3 separate regions of the Homo sapiens genome follow, and regions 1 and 2 are each linked to region 3. A link is a contact called in ENCODE Hi-C or POLR2A ChIA-PET data. All regions are on one chromosome and are shown on one strand. The core of a region is the stretch at or near the end of the contact, and the rest is flanking DNA. Distances in the headings are between cores, read along the strand shown.

What was found. A loop is a pair of places that touch in the nucleus more often than their neighbours do. ChIA-PET counts read pairs that join two places held with the same protein, here RNA polymerase II (POLR2A). Pooled maps may share reads with other maps.
Region 1: a map of GM12878 shows a loop between it and region 3 (4-fold over the local background). The contact joins two enhancer-like sites. A Hi-C loop is called at or near these places in 2 of 168 maps with a recorded cell type or tissue (GM12878 and naive thymus-derived CD4-positive, alpha-beta T cell), 22 of 37 single-sample maps with no recorded cell type and 11 of 50 pooled maps.
Region 2: a map with no recorded cell type shows a loop between it and region 3 (5-fold over the local background). The contact joins two enhancer-like sites. A Hi-C loop is called at or near these places in 1 of 37 single-sample maps with no recorded cell type and 4 of 50 pooled maps. POLR2A ChIA-PET finds 5 or more read pairs at or near these places in 1 of 52 experiments (activated T-cell).

What each region holds. Positions count from the first base shown.
Region 1 is chr2:236,544,550-236,547,249 of GRCh38, reverse strand. It overlaps a transcript of ACKR3 not described here. Among named protein-coding and RNA genes, the nearest start is that of ACKR3, 24 kb to the left of the region's middle. RefSeq lists enhancers at 828-877, 1,998-2,127. Within about 2 kb of position 1,294, at least 7 of the 41 ENCODE cell types and tissues checked have a DNase peak (open chromatin) inside an H3K27ac peak, as active enhancers do; they include GM12878, where a contact is called at or near this core.
Region 2 is chr2:239,263,361-239,266,060 of GRCh38, reverse strand. All of the region lies in intron 2 of HDAC4 (histone deacetylase 4), which reads left to right. Among named protein-coding and RNA genes, the nearest start is that of MIR4269, 41 kb to the left of the region's middle. RefSeq lists enhancers at 761-860, 1,291-1,958. Within about 2 kb of position 1,425, at least 16 of the 41 ENCODE cell types and tissues checked have a DNase peak (open chromatin) inside an H3K27ac peak, as active enhancers do.
Region 3 is chr2:237,694,011-237,696,710 of GRCh38, reverse strand. All of the region lies in intron 1 of LRRFIP1 (LRR binding FLII interacting protein 1), which reads right to left. Among named protein-coding and RNA genes, the nearest start is that of LRRFIP1, 68 kb to the right of the region's middle. RefSeq lists an enhancer at 1,950-2,129. Within about 2 kb of position 1,415, at least 23 of the 41 ENCODE cell types and tissues checked have a DNase peak (open chromatin) inside an H3K27ac peak, as active enhancers do; they include GM12878, where a contact is called at or near this core.

The DNA.
Region 1 (2,700 bases), core at 45-2,544, 1.1 Mb after region 3:
AATATTTGTAAACAGTCATTAGCTCTCTATAAAGAGGCTCTGGGCAACTTTTATTTCCTTCTTCACACTGTACTAGGTTTTCTGCAGTTTCTAGAATCATTATTGCTGAGGTCTCACAACCACCTGTCATCATGACAATGTGTGTCTATGGACAGGGGTGATGGATGCCATCTAAGACAGGTGGAATAAGAAGTCTCCACCAACCTCCAACTCTCTGACTCTAGAGTCAATGCTGCTGAAGCCCGACAAGAGAGGATGTACTGTTCAGGGGAAGACAAAAGTCACAGGGCCAATGCTGCATTGATTTACAGTGGGAACAACCACCTCCAAGGCCAGCCCCTTTCTCTCCCTGTAGGCAGCTCTTAGAGAGAAGCCAAAACATAGTGAGAACATGCTTTCACTGGGGTGGATTCAGAGCAAAGGAAGTGGGCTAAGTGAGCCTCCTGCATAACGGTCACAGGAAACACAGCCTCCTTGCCCTTCCTGCCAGTGGGCTGGGTCGCCCAGTCCCCTGAACGAGGCTCCCCATCCCCAGGCAGGGTCTGGATGGCACTGCCCACATCTGTTTGCCTCTGGTGCTCTGCGCACTCTCTGCTGCCCAGGTTCTCCAACCCTCTCTTCCTGTAGTGAGTAAAGCTTCAGGCAGGAGGGTGGTCACGTCTGGCAGGCCTGAGCGCCCTCTCCACGGTGACTGGCTGTCTGCTCATCTTTGGATGTTACAATTTAAATCTCAGAGCACACTCTGATACCTGTAAATTTAATTTATCATTATAACCACCAAAAACTGACAACAAATTTTATTAAATTTATAGTGGAAAAGTATCTATGTAGTAAAAATCACAATGTGAACTAGCCCTGCCCTTGTGGAGAGAGATGGACTCAGAGAGACAGAGGGGGAACTTCATTGATCACTGAAGTCAAGAGGTGTGTGTCAGTGAGTGGGCCCTGAGAAGCCGTCCTTCCAGAAGGAGGCCTCAAAGAGGTCCTTTTCCCCCAGGGGCACACCTGTCATCAAAGTACCCATTGTGCCTACAACGATGTAAAAAATCATCTTCCTATCACAAATTCAACAAACTTAGCTAATTATCTAGCTTCTCCTGGGACCAAGAATCGTTAGAAAGAAAATTCTGGTACGGGAGCAAAACATCGCATCGTTGGTGCTTCACAACTCACAAAACGTGGTCCTGTATTTTCTCCAGGAATACATGCAATGAGTCTCTGAAAAGGAAGCAAAACTTACAGTGGTGAAACGTGGCCCCTCCTTTGTAGTCGTGCTGAGAAACAGAGAACAGCTGTCCACAACTTCATTTCCTTTCTCGCAGACTTTAAAGTTGGGGCTTTTCAATTCTCATTACGCCGTATGTTTTCGGTGTGTGAAATTCAACAATGATACACTAAACCAGGCAAATAATTTAATAAATAAACATGACTTCTCTTTCTAATAATATAAATTTATTTGGCTTGGAAAACACAGTGAGCTCTCCCCATAAGAACTGTAAAGTATATTCCCAGGGGTTTTATTTTACATCCCCAGATAGAAGAGATTCCGTGTCATATACCATGAAATCGTAGTGTTTCATAACCAAGTTGTAAAGTGCAGCACTGAAAGTTGATTTTGTCCGTCTGCCACACTTTTATTGACGATTTGATACACTCATTCTTCCCCGGAGCCCTAATATTTTGTGCACTCTTCTTGCCATACCTTGAACATCATCGTCTAAACATTGATTGGCTGCCTGTGGCACTCTGGCTCCCAGATCCTGGGGTGTAGCATGTGTCTTTCCTACAGACATCTGCACAAATGCGGAAGAAATGTCAAATAGAAACCCTGAGTTTCTACGTGATGTGACTTTGAGACGGTAAATGAAGCGGAAAGCCTGGGTGTTGTCTTCTTAGGCAGGGTGACAGAAGGAGGGCTCTGGATCCCAGCAGAGGGGGCATTTCAGACCCGTGAGTGAGCCCACCAGGCACGAACTCTCAAACTCCCTTGGGCGACAGAGCCCCTGGAAGTCAGGGCGTTTGTCTCACATCCTTCAGTTGCTAGAAACAGAAGCCCTCCCAGCCACATGGAAGCTTCTAAAGATGACGAAGGCACAGAAAGGACCCGGGGTGTCCCACAGAATCCAAGGGCAGTGAAGGCGAATACCCTGAGTGACTATAGTGAACAAGCATGCCCGGCAGCCCCAAGATATCAGGCTCCTTGGGGGCCATGTGTCTTCCCCACCTCTGCTCTGCCCTGGTTGCCAGCCACCACCTGTGGACCAGAGTTCTCCTCTTTGGAGTGAAAACTAGTGGCCTGAGTTTTCTACAAATATATCCAAGTGTCCCCAATTAAAAGCAAACCAACAAACTCCATATTCTGTCTTCTATATTATGTTATACTTTCTAAGATTCTAAAACAATTGCCTGCACTCCGTGTCTCTACTTTCTCCCAAATCTAGCCCACATCTCTCTCCCAAGCACAAAACCTGGTACCTCGAATTCCTGGTCTGAGCCAGTCATTATCCCCCTGACCCCACTTTTCCTTTTATTCCCTCAGCTCGGTTACAAGACCACCATCCATCCAGGGGCTCAGCCCAGAATCCCGGGGACCGTCTTCATTCTGCCTTCGTCTTCAACATCTGCTCGTCCCTATTCCCATCGACTCAGGCCTTCAGGCATCTCTCCAGCCTGCCCTGAGCTCTCCAACCCAAGCTACGA
Region 2 (2,700 bases), core at 176-2,675, 1.6 Mb before region 3:
CGCAGGCTTAGGGGCTCTGTGTCCCCCTCCCTGTCCTTAGAGGGGGAGCTGGGCAAGGCAGGCCACGCTCCTGCCATACGGTTGGTGTATGAGGATGGACAGGCAGCTCGCTTTGGCCTCACCTCATCCCACCAGGCCCAGGAGGTCAGTACTCCAGCCTGATCGGGGCACTGCCCACTCAGCACCAGCCAGCCCATGGCATGGTTCCCGCATTCCCATTCACCCCCAGGACCTAGCAGAATGCTTGAGCTCATGCATAACCTTAAAATGGTGTTTGGAAGTTCCAAGAAGCCTGGTGTCTCTGACACTGTTGTTTGGGATCCTGCAGAGCTGGCTGACCTTGAGCCTGCACCCAGCCTGGTGGCTGTGTCTTTGTGGGGTGCCTGTGTTGGTGCCGGCGCTGTGGCCTGGTGAGCATTGGCATCACCTCGTGTTCCTGCTCTGTCCTTTGTGCCTCAAGGCTCTGCGGAGCAGGAGAGTCAGGGGCAAAGGGAGGGCCTGGGTTCCCGCCCCACCGCACCTCCCCCCAGGAGGGCTCTTCACCTGTCCCACATGCAGTGCCCAGAAAGCACAGAGGGGTGGTGCTGGGAGGCCACTAACAGTGGGGTTTTTCTTTGATTTTGGAAGTGCTGTTTCTGAGTGGGAGGCCTTGGCTTCTCTGGAGGAGTGATTTATTTTGAAACCACACCCATTGCTGGGCTAAGATTGACTTCCTGATACGAAAGTCTGTGGCGGTGTTTGCTGAGAAGTCACACGTTTGAAGGGGAGGGTTTTATGACTTCATCTGTGATGCCTCTGGAGTACTGTCAGAGGCTGTGATTTTTCCTGAGTGTGCTGGACCCATCCTGGGGTTGGCACACATGTGGGAGCCCTGCTTGTCACTTGGGGGTTAAGGGTGACCTGGAGCAGCAAGTCCTCCCCTGGGGCGGGTTCACAGTGGTTCAAGGGAGGTGGGAGAGCCCCAGGGCTGGCCCCTGGCTCTTTGGCCCCCATCCCCCACTCTCCAGCCCCTGTCAGGCTCTGCACCCCTGTCCACTTCAGCCCGCATTGGGCCTGCCCTGCTCTGCAGGGGGAGGGGCAGGAGAGTCCATCTTCAGGGTTCTCTGAAGCTGGACAGTTCTGAGAGGCAGCTTCCAGCTCATGGAAAAAAGAAAGCCCATTGCCACACCTCCAGCAGCATATGGGGGCCTTCAGGTCCCCGGAACACCGAGTAGGAAGGAAGGGGCAGGACCCTCCGACGGGGCAGCAGTGGGCCAGGTGTCCCCCCTGCACAGTGTTTACACCCTGGGACCTGCCGCAAGGCATGGCTTTCAGAAGAGCCTCCCCCCAAGAAATGCTGCAGACAGGACGGGGCTTCTAGAGACCTTGGCTTCTACCCAGGAAGGCTGATCTATTCTTCGACTGTTGCATCAGCTTCCTCAACCTCTGCAGGTTCAGGCTGCGAGCCCTAGGGAGCATCACTCAAAGCACCCTGTTGGCCACTTAGGATCAGGAGGGCCTCGGCTCACCCAAGCCATCTCCCTCTGGTCGCATGTGGTTGGCTGTCCTGTCAGAGCCGTGGGCAGCCACACTTCTTTTTCCAAGATAAACCGCTGCATCTGCCCAGCGACCTTCATGTGTAGTCTTACATTAGCACATTCTTAACAGACATTTAGAAACCAACCAAACAAAATCCAGTTTCCTGCCCCCACGGTCTTTCGCTCTTTTGCCACACTCACAAATGTGAGCTGCATTTGGAAATGCCTGTGCTTCCATTTGCAAACCGAAGCTGAATGGAACCTGGCAGGCGCATCTGCTCCTCCGCAGTGGAGGCTGGGGCGGCCCGAGCAGAAAGAGGTGAAGCCTGTGCCTGCTGGGAGTCCCCGAGCGGCAGGAACTCCGGTGTCTGGGATGGCCTTTGGGGTGTGACCTTAGGCTGAGGCCAGAGCCCGTCTCCCCACGAGCTCCCCGCCTGGCCTGGGAAAGTCAGCCCCCTCCTTTCCAGGGCTGTGTCTTCCCCCTTTTGTTTTCAGTCATTGAGCCCCCGCTCGAGGATGGCCCCCACCCCAAAGGTCCTGTGTGCCCTGAGTAAGCCACTGGCTCTCAGAGGTGCCCACGTACCCTTCCTTTCAGACTGAGGGGAGCAGTGGCCAGACAGGGCTCTGCCTTCACGGAGCTTCCCCTCTGCAGAGAAGGGGCAGAGTGGCGTCACTGGGCAGCCAGCTTAGATCGAGCAGCAGGAGGCGAGGCTCAGCCGAGTCGGACAGCTGGGGCCAGGCAGGCGGCTTGCTCTGCATGCCCAGGACAGCAGCACTGGGCTCTGTCCCCCCGTCGGTGCCCCCGTGTCTCTCAGGAACCCCTTCAGATGTGGTTAACACCTCCAACTTGGAGGCCTTTCCTGACTGTCCTGACCCTGTTTATTCTTCTCTCCCGTGTCCTTCTAGAACATACTCTCAGGCAAGGCATGAAGATGCTGCTGTGTGTAGAGCCTCACTTCCCTGCCCTTGCCCCTGTCCTTGACAGCAGCTCCGTGCGGGCCTAGCAATACCCGTTGGGCATCAGTGCCAAGAGCTGCCCTGCCTGGGGGTTCCTGGTGGTGTAGACGTGGACGCCTCCACACCTGTGCAGTGAGGCCCATGGGGCAGCTCCGAGGGGGAAGCTGTTCACCTGCTGCCTGTTGTGAAGAGAAGGGGTGATCTCCAGGCAGGGGACTGGGCGGGC
Region 3 (2,700 bases), core at 166-2,665:
TTCCGAGTCAGCAGGCCTGGGTCTGAACTGGCTCCACTGCTGACTAGCTGTGAGGGCTTGGAAAGTCCCTGACCTTTCTGAGCCTCAGTTTCCTCTTTATCTGAAAAACTGAGAGAAAACGATCTGCTCCCCATGAGGTTACAGCAAGGGTTAGAGAAGACCTTCACATAAAACACCAGGTGGGCGCAGCAGGGGTTTGGTAAATATTAGCTACTTTCACTACTTAGTGTCTTCTTTGACAGCTACTGACCTAAGAGTATAAATCCGGTTCAGAGAAGTTTAGAAGCACGATGAGAAGACAAGCATGCTAAGGCACCCACCTAGCAGAGAAGCAGGAAAAACTGGGGAAACTTCAGAGGAGGGGGACAGAGGTTCTCAACCCACAGGGAAAGCCCACTCCTTTCCCTAGGAAAATCACACAGCCACGTGCCACATACAGTAAAAAAGACAGAAGGATCACAGGTGGCGTTGCTTTGATCATCTTCATTACACAAATAAATGAAACATTTTGGTTAAAATTAAGAGTAAATCTTCATTATAGTGATTTAAGATAAATTACTTCTCTACTACAAAGTAGTTATACTTTAGATTCAAGGGAAAACTACTTACCTAGTTTTAAAGTTGTAAAGTTACAATCCCAAGGAGAAACCACTGGAAACACTGGCCCTTTCCAAAATGAATGAATGAGTCTCGGAATACATATAATTTCTGTTGCCAGGTGTGTGTGTGTTTTGGTTTATTGTTTTGGAATCTGGCCTGGGGCAGGGGGATTATACTACTGGTCTATAATCAAATACATGGCAATTTTGAATGATTAAATCTTGCATGTAGTCAAAATATTTAATTTGGGAGAAAGAAACGAATTTACTTAATTTTATCTAGGTAGTCTGAATAATAAAAGTTCTAGTAAGTCCATTCCATGAAAACAAGCTTCTTTATTTAAAAAAAAAAAACAAAAAACAAATTTGGGCGGCCTCCAGTAATAACAGTGAGGTAATAAAAATCCTCTTCTCCTGTCCCATGTCTAACACGTAGTGAGATGTAATGGACTTACTGATTGGTGAAGAGGTTGGTAATCTAAACATTATGGCCTCTGGGGCTTCAAGATCACTCCTTTAAATACGAGCAGATATTCTGGAAGCACTGGCATATGAGTAACCAGTCATAAACAATTCCTTTGCTGAGTCACACAGCCTGATTTTTCGGGGATAAGAAGTTCCTCTTGGACATTGCCTTTTGAGGACCAAACATGCTGCACCAACATTTAGTCTCACAATTCTGTAGGGATTGGATAAGAATCTCACTATAATCAGGTAACTCTCCAATCAACTTCGCTGAAACACCGTTCTGCAACTATAAATAACTTGATTTCCTGTGCTCAGCATAAGTGGCAGTTGAGACTGCAGGGTTTTTTGAAATTTGCTAAGGAGGCTTCCGCTGTGGGATATTAACTCAGGCTGAACAGAAACTGACTCTTAAAGAAAAAGGGAAATTTAGTCTCCATCTTTGCCCCAGTAGGACACTCTCAATACTACTAGAAAAGACCTACCTTACTATATTTATGTCTTACCTGCCCGGGGAAATGACATGCCTAAAACACACACCATATGATTCCACGCTCCACCATCTCAGACTGAGCTAGAGCAGGGCCAGCCCGCCTCGTGCCAACTGATTCATCCCCATATTGGTCAAGACTCCACTCTCCCACACCTGGGGACCCTGGCCCAGGTACCTATAATGAGATGGGACTTGGGAGACTGTGTGTCCACGCTCTCCCCTAACAGCCCTTTCTTGGGACAGTGCTGGTCATTTAGAAGGGCTGAATGCTAATCAGTATGTGGAAAGAGAGCGGGGTGACACAAGCCATCGCAAACACAGGGAAGTTACAAAAGCTGCAGAAATGCACAGTGTCTCCACTGTCCGCATCGGACCCTCTCCTACAGCTCCAGGGCTGGTGCCCACTTGCTGAAGAAGCCCAGGCTCCCACTCAGATCCTGCTTTTGTCTTCTAGTTGAGGTGGAGCTTGCCAAATCTACTTCCTCTGACCAACCCGGCTCTCCTCTGCATGGGTGCGGCCCCCAGTCCCTCCTTTCCGCAGGAGACCCATCCCTGAACCCACGGACACAATGCAGAGCAAGAACTGGCACAAACCAGTGTGAAACACCCACAACCACTTTCCTGTGCCTATACCCAGCCCATGGCCCAGGGCAGCCGCTGGGTGACGCCCTACCCCCCACCCATGATGACCCCCAATTCCCATCACCACTCAGCACATTTCCTTCCCTACCTGAACATTAGCCTCTTAACAGGAACTGCATTTTGCTTTTGTTCACCATGTCTCACTCTGATACAGTTTTTGCTACCATTTACCAAGAAAAGCTCCTACAGGTTCACAACTTCTCTCTGAAAACCCTTGGGGCCATGATTCAGAATTCAGCATTTTTGGACATTAGAAACGTAGTAAGATGCATACACCATATATTCTGGTACAACCCAGAGTAGCAGCCCTTAATCAAAGACATCAACAAGACTGCAGAGAAACGTAAGAAAATTCACACTCAGAGGGATCAGTGAAGACCAAAACTAGCCCCCCATTGGACAGGGCAAGTCTCACTGCCAAAATTCTGCCACAAACTTATAAAAACAAAACAAAACACAAACCTTCCGGTCTTCAAAGCTTATTGGGTTCTGGAACTGGGG